2 separate regions of the Homo sapiens genome follow, and region 1 is linked to region 2. A link is a loop called in an ENCODE intact Hi-C map of the cell type or tissue named here. Cell type or tissue: Caco-2. All regions are shown on one strand.

Region 1 (5,000 bases), 600 kb before region 2:
CTAGTGGTGGTGAGGTATCTTGGAGGACACCTTAGAATTCTACCTACCACAGTGGAAGGGCAGGGCCTAGGATCTGACAGGGGAAAAGAGTAGCTAGGACTGTTTTCTACTCTTTAGAAAAAATATCTAAACACATGCAAATTGTGAGAGGACATATCCTGGGTAACTGTCAATGCTGGTAAACCTCATAGAAAGAGACTTTGCCCAAGACTTGGGAAACATGCCCCTGCCACTATCTAATTATGTGATCCCGGTCAAATGATTTAACTTCTCTGGGTTTGGAGCTGAGAGAACCGAATGGATCAGGAATTCCCTACCAGGTAGGAAAGCAGGAGGGAAGCAGCTACCCTAAAGTCAGCTGGGGAGCTTTTTCAAAGCAAGCATTTCTCCTTCCTTCCCAAGATGTCATAACAGTTGGGAGTGGGGAGAGAAAGGTTGAGAAGGGAGGCATGAGTATGTGCAGTGTGGAATTGTTCTTCAGGTCATTCCATCATTCATGCATTCATTCATTCATTCATTCATTCAACAAACATTCATTGACCGTCTACTTTGTGTCAAACACTGTGTTAAGCACTGATAATGTTAGAGTTGTAAATCAAAAATAAAATTCTAAGCCCCTCAACCAACTAAATGGACCCCCTGCTTGGCCCAGGAGATCCCAAAGAAACCTGAAACACTAGTTCAGGCCATGACTGGAAGGTGGAGGTAGAGTAGCCAGACATGCCTCCTTATAACCTCCTCCCTTTGGAGTTTAGGCACAACTGACTACCATTAACATTAAAACAGAGATCTTAAGACTGACAAACAGACTCTTTGTAGCAGTAAGGTATGCAAACCCAGGTTTGGCTGCTAACCCCTGGAAAACCAGACATGAGAGACAAGAATTGGTGGGAAGAAAAGCAGGCTTCTTTGGAAAGCCCGCAAAACCAAGAAGATGGTGGACTAGTCACAAAGACCATCTTAAATTTTAAAATTTTATCATAGGGTTTTTAAAGGGAAACTTGGTATGGGAGATGTGAGGGACTAGTGCAGGATGAAGGGTCTGTATGTTTGTTCTGATGGTTATCTTGGGTAATTGCCTATCTGGAAGTATGTTTGGCATTATTTTGTCTTGGGCCAGATGGTGGTGGACTAATTGTTTGAGACTCCTTCTAAGCAGGATGATTAAGCAGGGGCTCTGTGCCTGGTTTGTTTCAAGATTATCTTCTGAAATTTCTTAAGCAAGAACATAATTAGATAAACATGAGTTACTGGAGAGGAGTGTCTAGAGAGGGAGGGAATAAAAGGGTGAGTGGGGAGGGAAGGAAGAAAAAGAAAATGTGTGATTAAAAATATTTTTAAAACTGAGGCCCCCAGTTACAATAAAATACCAAATTCTAACCTGACTCTGGTATAGCATCGCATGGCAGATAGCAGGCCTGGAAGGAAATCAAGGTATTTTACCCCCAAATATATTTCTTTGACATATTTTGAAATGGTCCTGCAAAGCTGTCTCCTGTGGATGGGGGAGGGGCCCTGGAATTTGCATTCTGTAGAGAATCCCCTTCCCTTACTAGTTTTTTTTTTTCCGGAGAGCCTGACACCTTTTAAGGTCCAATAAAAAACACTGTCTATTCTCTCTGAAGCCTGCTACCTGGAGGCTTCATTTATAAGAACCTTAGCTTCACAATCTCCCTTAACTCAAGCATTTCTTTGTGCTGACTTTAAACTCTTCAGGCAAAACTCAACTCTTTCAACCAATTGCCAATCAGGAAGTCTTTGAATCTACCTATAACCTGGAAGCCCCTCTCTCCCAGATGTCGCACCTTTCCAGGTCGAACCAATGTGTACCTTACATGTATTGATTTATGTCTTTGCCTGCAACTTCTGTCCCCCTAAAATGTAAGAAAACCAAGCTGTAACCCAACCACTTTGAGCACATGTTCTCAGGACCTCCTGAGGATCTGTGGCTGGGCAGAGACACCTAAATGTGATCTGCAGAGGATTGCATAGAGAAAGCTCTGCCTGTGGCTGACATACTGAGAACTAACCTGGGCGCCTTACAGCAAAACCATCCATGAAGCAGATGTGGTGGGGCTTTCCTGATCTTTTAGGGCCCAGATGCATTTCACTGAGATGCATGTTGCCTTTTTCTGAAAGCGTCTCATAATTAGTCTTTACATGTGTTTCAATCTGGTTTCACACTCGTTAACTGCTTAAATTGTAGAAAGCGCATTTTATTTCAGTCCACTAGGGGGAACCAGAGGGATTAGGCATTGGAGCTAACAAGCCTTTAACATTCTTAATACTGTAATTAGAGAAATTTCTAGGGGTTCTCAAAGTGAGCTGACTTTGAGAGAGCTGAATAGGGGGGTGTTTTTTGGTTTCATTTTTGTGTTTTGTGTGTGTGTGTGGGGGGTTGTTATTGTTGTTTTCTTTTTAACTTATTTGCATAAAAGACTATTTTTTAGAGCAATTTTAGGTTCACAGCAACATTGAACAGAAGGGGAGTTTAGAAATATGTAGATTTCCAGCCCTTGCCCCCAATCCACAAAATCAGAAGCTTTGGGGATGTGGCCCAGAAATCTCTATTGTAAAGGTTGGTGGAATATCTGCCTTTGGCAAAAATCTACTTAATTATATAAACTTTAAGCCCACCAGGGGCAGGGACACACTGCAAGTTCCTAGCATCCACAGCAAGATGTACAAACAGAGGCTCGCAAGGTTTTAAACATTTTTTTTTAAAGATAGAGGTGAAATACTTGGAGATTGTCAATATTTGGAGTATGAGTCATATATTTTTCCATGTCAATATTTGGAATATGAGTCATATATTTTTCCAGTTGAACAACTTCAACTGTTAAGCAGAATCCACATAATTTACTTAGAGCCCAAGGAAAATCTGAAAACCACCATTTGAGGAAGACTTCCGGCTCCAGAAATGAAATTTTAGGGAGCCCCCAAATCAGAAAACAGTATATTGTTTCTGAAATAAGCATTTAATGAAAGACTGACAGATTCCTGTAGATCTTATCCAGACTCAGGGAATAGAAATAAATGCCCTAGATTCAATTGCCATTAGACACAGATGTTTCCATAGTATCAAATACATTCTGGCACACTGGCCAACAGACACAAGTTGGAGTTACAGGGAGAAGAGAGGCCATAGAGATTGTCACAGGGGAGGATTTAATACATTCTATCTTCATAAAAAGCAGTTTAGTATAAAATGAAGATACTCATTGATTTATAGGGGTGTATGTTAGATAGCCCAAGTGATATAAAAAAATTAGCAATCTAGTTTAAGAAACACAGAACTGCCTACCCTGATGGACCCTGCTGCACTTTGGAAATTTACAAAGTAATTTGTTTAAACAAACGTCAAATTGCCAGAAATCATATGATAAGACCCGGTCTTCGTAACAGGTCTCTGAAACTCTAGTTTGAATATCAAATAAAAATTCAGAACAATGATTTGCCTTTCCCAAGGTCCACCTGAAGTGGGTATTTGACATAGTGTCCTGCTCAGAATTGTATTTCTTTTTTTCTTTTTTTTTTTTTTTTTGAGATGGAGTCTCGCTCTGCACCTAGGCTAGAGTGCAGTGGTGTGATCTTGGCTCACTGCAACCTCTGCCTCCCGGGTTCAAACAATTCTCCCTGCCTCATCCTCCTGAAGTAGCTGGGATTACAGGCGCCTGCCACCATGCTTGGTTAATTTTTGTATTTTTAGCAGAGATGGGGTTTCACCATATTGGCCAGGCTGTTGTTAGACTCCTGACCTCAGGTGATCCACCCTTCTCTGCCTCCCAAAGTGTTGGGATTACAGGTGTGAGCCACCATGCCCAGCCAGAATTGTATTTCTTGATGCCAATGAATTTCCTAAATCAAAGGTGGAAGGAAATGGCCCTTTACTTCCTCCATCTGAAGACGTAAAGATTCTCAGCTAGTCAGACTTGAAACATTTATCCTAAAATATTCTTCTGGATTAATTAAATAAAACAATAATTTAAAAATATTGCAAGGCTCAGTAATAAGTTGGAATAAATGTGGAAACAAGATTCCTCTCTTTAAGCTTTTACCTGAGGCATCTGGGCAGACTGGTGGCAATCTTAGACTTCTTCCTTATTCTTTTTTCAAAGGTTTGTTTGCCATGTATGGAGGGCACTCATACTTTTATTTATTTATTTATTTTTTGGAGAGGGTCTTGCTCTATTGCCCAGGCTGGAATGCAGTGGTGTGATCACGGCTCCCCGCAGCTTCAACCTCCTGGGCTCAAGCGATCCCCCTACCACAGCCTCCTGACTAGCTGGGCACACAGGTATGTGCCACTATGCTAGACTAATTTAAAAAATTTTTTTTTTGTAGATACTGGGTTATTGCCCAGGCTAGTCTCAAATTCCTGGACTCAAGCCATCCCCCCACCCAGCCCCCCAAAGTATTGGGATTACAGGCATGAGCCACTGTGCCCAGCCTTATACACTTTTATAACCTAACCTACTATAACATAAAATAAAATCCTGTATTGTGTTTTGTGCTATAGATACATTTTAATACAGGAAGACAGTGGAGTATTGGAAGATGTGGTAAGGAGAGTTATAGGGATAAAGCTATTCTTTAATTTATTCTCAAACTAACATTTGGAAAAGAGGTTATATGAGAGAGAACAGTATAGTTTTTAATACTCAAATCTTCCAAGGAAAGCTTGTAAATGAATAAAATTCCATTTCTAGCTAACTTGGTTATATTTCCTTTCTTGCATAACCATGCCTCATTTTAAGAGTAAAATTTTAAAAACTTTGCTCCCCCATAAAACATTCCTTCATTTGTTTATTTCTGTTTTGAAATAACAAATGCCAAATTCTGTGTAGGTTTTAATGATATTGAGTGTCAGAATATTTATCATTTCTCTCATAATAATCAATTTACACTGTTAGCCATCCTGTAATAACTGCAAAATCAGTTTTAGTCTCTTACCTGCCCCTTTCTGCTAAGAGTTTATCTTCTATCAGCCTATGGTTGCA
Region 2 (5,000 bases):
TTGGAGTTGATTTACAGTTTTATTCCACTGTGTTCTGTGAGAGTGCTTGATATAATTTCAATTTTTTAAAATTTATTGAGGCAAACTTTGTGGCCAATCATATGGTCTATCTTGAAGAAACTTCCATGCACTGTTGAATAAAGTGTGTATTCTGTGGTTGTTGGATAAAATGTTCTGTACATACCTGTTAAGTCCATTTGTTCCAAGGTATAGATTAAACCCATTGTTTCTTTGTTGACTTTCTGTCTTGATGACCTGTTTAGTGCTGTCAGTGGAATATTGAAGTCTGCCACTATTACTTTGTTGCTGTCTATCTCAATTTTAGGTCTATTCGTAATTATTTTATAAATTTGGGAGATCCAGTGTTAGGTGCGTATATATTTACGATTGTGATATCTTCCTGTTGGACAAGGCCTTTTACCATTATATAATGTCCCTCTTTGTCTCTTTTAACTGCTGTTGCTTTAAAGTTTGCTTTGTCTGACATAAGAATAGCTAACCCTGCTCACTTTTGGTGTCTATTTGTGTGAAATCCCTTTACCCCTTTGCTTTAGGTTTATGTGAGGTTTCGTGTGCTAGGTGAGTCTCCTGAAGACAGCAGATAGTTGGTTGGTGAGTTCTTATCCATTCTGCAGTTCTGTATCTTTTAATTGAAGCATTTAAGCCATTTACATTCAATGTCAGTACTGAGATGTGAGGTACCATTCCATTTATCGTGCTATTTGTTACCTGTGTACCTCTTTTTGTTGTTGTTGTTGTTGTTTTTGCTAATTAACTTGTATTTTTGTTTTATAGGTCCTGTGTGATTTATGCTTTAAAGACGTTCTGTTTTGATGTGTTCCCAGGATTTGTTTCAAGATTTAGATAGAGCTCCTTTTAGCAGTTCTTGTCTTGGTGGCTTGGTAGTGGCAAATTCTCTTAGCCATTTGTTTTTCTGAAAAAGACTGTATCTTTCCTTCATACATAATGCTTAGTTTTACTGGACACAAAATTCTTGGCTGATAATTATTTTGTTTGAGGAGGCTAAAAATAGAGCCCCAATCATTTCTAGCTTATAGGGTTTCTGCTGAGAATTCTGCTGTTAATCTGATAGGCTTTCCTTTGTAGGTTACCTTGTGCTTTTGTCTCAGAGCTCTTCAGATTCTCTCCTTTGTTGTAACTTTAAATAACTTGATGACAATATGCCTAGACAACGATCTCTTTGTGATTCATTTCACAGGTGTTCTTTGTGCTTCTTGTATTTGGATGTGTAGGTCTCTAGCAAGGCCGGGGAACTTTTCCTCGATTATTCCCCCAAATATGTTTTCCAAAATTTTAGATTTCTCTTCATCCTCAGGAACACCGATTATTCTTAGGTTTGGTCATTTAACATAATCCCAGACTTCTTGGAGGCTTTGTTCAGATTTTCTTATTCTTTTTTCTTTGTCTGTGTTAGATTGGGTAAATTTGAAGGCCTAGTCTTCAAGCTCTGAATTTCTTTCTTCTACTTGTTCAGTTCTATTGCTGAGACTTTCCAGAGCATTTTGCATTTCTATAAGTCTGTCCAATGTTTCCTGAAGTTTTGATTGTTTTTTCTTTATGCTATTATTTACTTGAATATTTCTCCCTTTACTTCTTGTATCATTTTTTGAATTTCCTGGCATTGGACTTTGTTTTTCTCTGGTGCCTCCCCGATTATCTTAATTACTAACCTTCTGAATTCTTTTTCAGGTAAATCAGGGATTTCTTCTTGGTTTGGATCCATTGCTGGTGAGCTAGTGTGATTTTTTGGGGGTGTTTTGTCATATTACCAGAGTTGGCTTTCTGTGTGTGTGTGTGTGTTTTTTTTTTTTTTTCACATTTGGCTTGACTCTGTCAGAGGGAAGGTCTAGGGCTGAAGGCTGTTTTTCAGATTCTTTTGCTCCATGATGTGTTCCCTTGATGTAGTGCTCTCCCACTTTTCCTATGGATGTAGCTTCCTGGGAGCTGAGCTGCAGTGATTGTTATCTCTCTTCTGGGTTGGCCAGCCAGCAAGTCTGCCAGGCTCTGTGCTGGTACTGGGAGTTGTCTGCACAGAGTCCTGTGATGTGAACTGTCTATTGGTCTCTCAGCCATGGATACCAGCACCTGATCCAGTGAAGGTGGCAGTGGGGTGAAATGGACTCTGTAAGGGTTCTTAGCTTTGGTGGTTTAATGTTCTATTTTTGTGCTAGTTGACCTCCTGCTAGGAGGTAGCGCTTTCCAGAGAGCATCAGCTTTGCTAATATGGAGAGGAACTGGGGTTGAGCAGGGTCCTAGAACTCCCAAGAGTATATGCCCTTTGTGTTCAGCTTCCAGGGTGGGTAGGGAAGGGCCGTCAGGTGGGGGTGGGGCTAGGCGTGTCTGAGCTCAGGCTCTGCTTTGGTGGGTCTTGCTGTGGCTGCTGTCAGAGTTGGGGGTGAGTTTTCCAGGTCAACAGAGTTGTGTACCTAGGAGGATTATTGCTGCCTTTGCTGAGTCATGCAGGTTGTCAGGGGAGTAGGGGAAAGCTGGCAGTCACAGGCTTCACCCAGCTCCCACACAATCTGAAGAGCTGGTCTCACTCCCACTGTGCCACCTCCAACAGCACAGAGTCTGTTTCCAGGCAGCAGGCAAGCAGGGCTTGAGAACTTTCCCCAGGCTACCCGCCTCCCAGCTGTGAAAGAAAAGGACTTTAGTTCTTCCCCCACCTGTGGAATCTGCTGGCTGGATTCATGCCCTCCAGCAAGTTCTGGCCAGGAGGCTTCTCACCTGGTTCAAATTGTTACAAAGTTCAGCTGGAGACTTCCTTCTCCCTGTGGCATTTTCCCCATACCTCTGGACACCCTCCTGAAGGATCCCTGTGGTGCCAGGCATGAATGGCCTGCTTGGGGACCCAATGAGTTCCCAGGACCCTTCCTGCTGCTTCTTCTACCCTTGTATTTTGCTTGGCTGTCTAAATTGACTCAGCTCCAGGTAAGGTCAGAAACTTCTGCAAACCTTCCGTTTCCCCAGTAGGGGTGTGTGTTCAGGAGCAGAGGATCTCCCTTTTCTACTTCCACAGTTTGGGCACTCACAGTATCTGGGGTGTCTCCCAGGTCGTGCAGGATCACTCTGCTTCCTTCAGAGGGTCTGTGGGTCCTCTGGGGATTCATGGTTTGTTCTTGCAGTCATTCTGGAGCTAAAATTCACGATGCGAGCCTCCGCATGCCGCTCTGTCTGAGTAGGAGCTGCAATCTAGTCCTGCCTCTCATCCACCGTGATGATCTCCTTAATTGCTGCTGCTCACCTCCCGCTATGCAGCTCAGTTCCTAACAGGACACAGACTGGTACAGATCTGTGGCTTGGGGGTTGGGGACCCACAATTATGGAGGTTGAGAAGTTCCTAGGATCTGCAGACAGCAAGCTGGAGACCTGTGAGAGCCAGAGATGTAAATTCCAGTCTGAGTTCAAAGTCCTGAGAACCAGGAGAGTTGGTGGCAGTCTCAGAGAGTAGGAGAAAACTGATGTCCCAGCTTAACTGTCAGTCACAAAGAGAGCGTGAATTATTTCTTCCTCCATGTCTTTGTGCTATTTTGGGCCCCAGTGGCTTTAATATTTGGAGAAGTGAGCAGGATTTAGCTATATGAATTCTTTCTACTTTGCTAAATCAAACACATAATTGCACAAATTCAGATATAGTCTGTTTTTACTTCTAAAAAGTTTTTCAAAGCCAGGCTTAAGCCATGTATGAATAAGATAAACCTACGTCATTGAACAATCTTCTCAACCCTTTTGAAACGTACATTGTTACCCATGTGAATTAGAAGATTGCCTGGACAGCTGTAAATTTAGAAAATCATGTTTTAAAATGTTTTTAGAATTTATCTATGAATGTAATAAATGTTGGGCAAGTTTGAAACATTTAACCTCTATTAATACTTAAATAATTATCATCTCCAGGCTAATTTTTATCACTATATATCTATAACTGTATATACATCTATTTTTATATTAACAATTTTATAAGTGTGTGTGCAGTAGTCCTCTCTTATTCTCAGTTTTGCTTTCCTCACTTTCGTTTTCTGCAGTTTCAGTTACCTGTGGTCAACTGTAGCCTGAAAACATTAAGTGGAATGTTTTAGAAATAAACAGTTCTTAAGTTTTAAATTGGATGTCATTCTGAGTAGGGTGATGACATTTAGCAGTTCTCACCTGGGACATGAATCTTCCGTTTGTCTACAGAATACCATAGTCGCTTAGTAGCCATCTTGTTTATCAGACCAACTGTCTGGGTATCTAAGTGCTAAATTAAATTGCTTGACATAAGGTTTGCTGGAGGAGATCCAGAATTAGACATTAATTATTTTTAGAAATTAGGCTTTGTAACTATAAAATAGTTATATCATTCAAATATATGTACTGATTTTTTCAAAATGAGAGCATGCTATAGATGCACGTAATCTTTGCACATACATTAACATTGTCATATTTAATATACATCCAATACTTGTTCTAACTTATGAGAACTCAAACATTTTTCTTTTATAATTACTGCTTTTCATGTCATGTTTACATTTTTGCATCTATAATATAATGGTGTGTAATATAAAGTTGTATAATGTGTTACACTATGTAAATATTTATCTCTATATGCCTATAGCACTTACATGGCTTTACTTTTAAATTTAATTTGTGATTCTTTTTAAATTTATTTTTGGGTAGAATAGAGCGGAACCTATCTGATTATATTCTATATTGCTCAACAATTGTCCCAACTCCATCATTAAATTATTCTTTTCCTGTGTCAATTTAAGAAGCCATTTTTATCTTGTACCGAATTTTTATATATTTGTGTTGCTGTTCTCTCTTTTGAAGGTGCCATACTTTCTTGATTATGATAAATTGAGACTATGCTTTAGAACCTGGAAGGATAAGTCCTTCCTCATTAGCCTTCCTTTTCATGGTTTTCCTGGGTACCTAGAGAACTTTAAGATAATTTTCATCAATTCACTGAAAAAATATTAGTATTCTGACAGAAAATG

Evidence for each region. Hi-C counts contacts between places; a loop is a spot of excess contacts. Peaks named below come from ENCODE experiments on the same cell type or tissue, not always from the same donor. Only the 100,000 strongest peaks of a DNase experiment are listed, where the experiment ranks them.
Region 1: it touches region 2 in a loop (6-fold over the local background); 4 of 110 quality-filtered maps call a loop at or near these places.

The regions. Positions count from the first base shown.
Region 1 is chr6:119,127,332-119,132,331 of GRCh38, forward strand. It overlaps a transcript of FAM184A not described here. Among named protein-coding and RNA genes, the nearest start is that of FAM184A, 51 kb to the left of the region's middle. In Caco-2, a CTCF peak has its summit at 2,187 (motif pointing right); no DNase peak of the experiment used is centred here.
Region 2 is chr6:119,725,100-119,730,099 of GRCh38, forward strand. All of the region lies in intron 2 of LOC105377975 (a long non-coding RNA gene), which reads left to right. Among named protein-coding and RNA genes, the nearest start is that of MIR3144, 290 kb to the right of the region's middle. RefSeq lists an enhancer at 2,036-2,870. In Caco-2, no CTCF peak of the experiment used is centred here; a DNase peak (open chromatin) is centred at 2,682.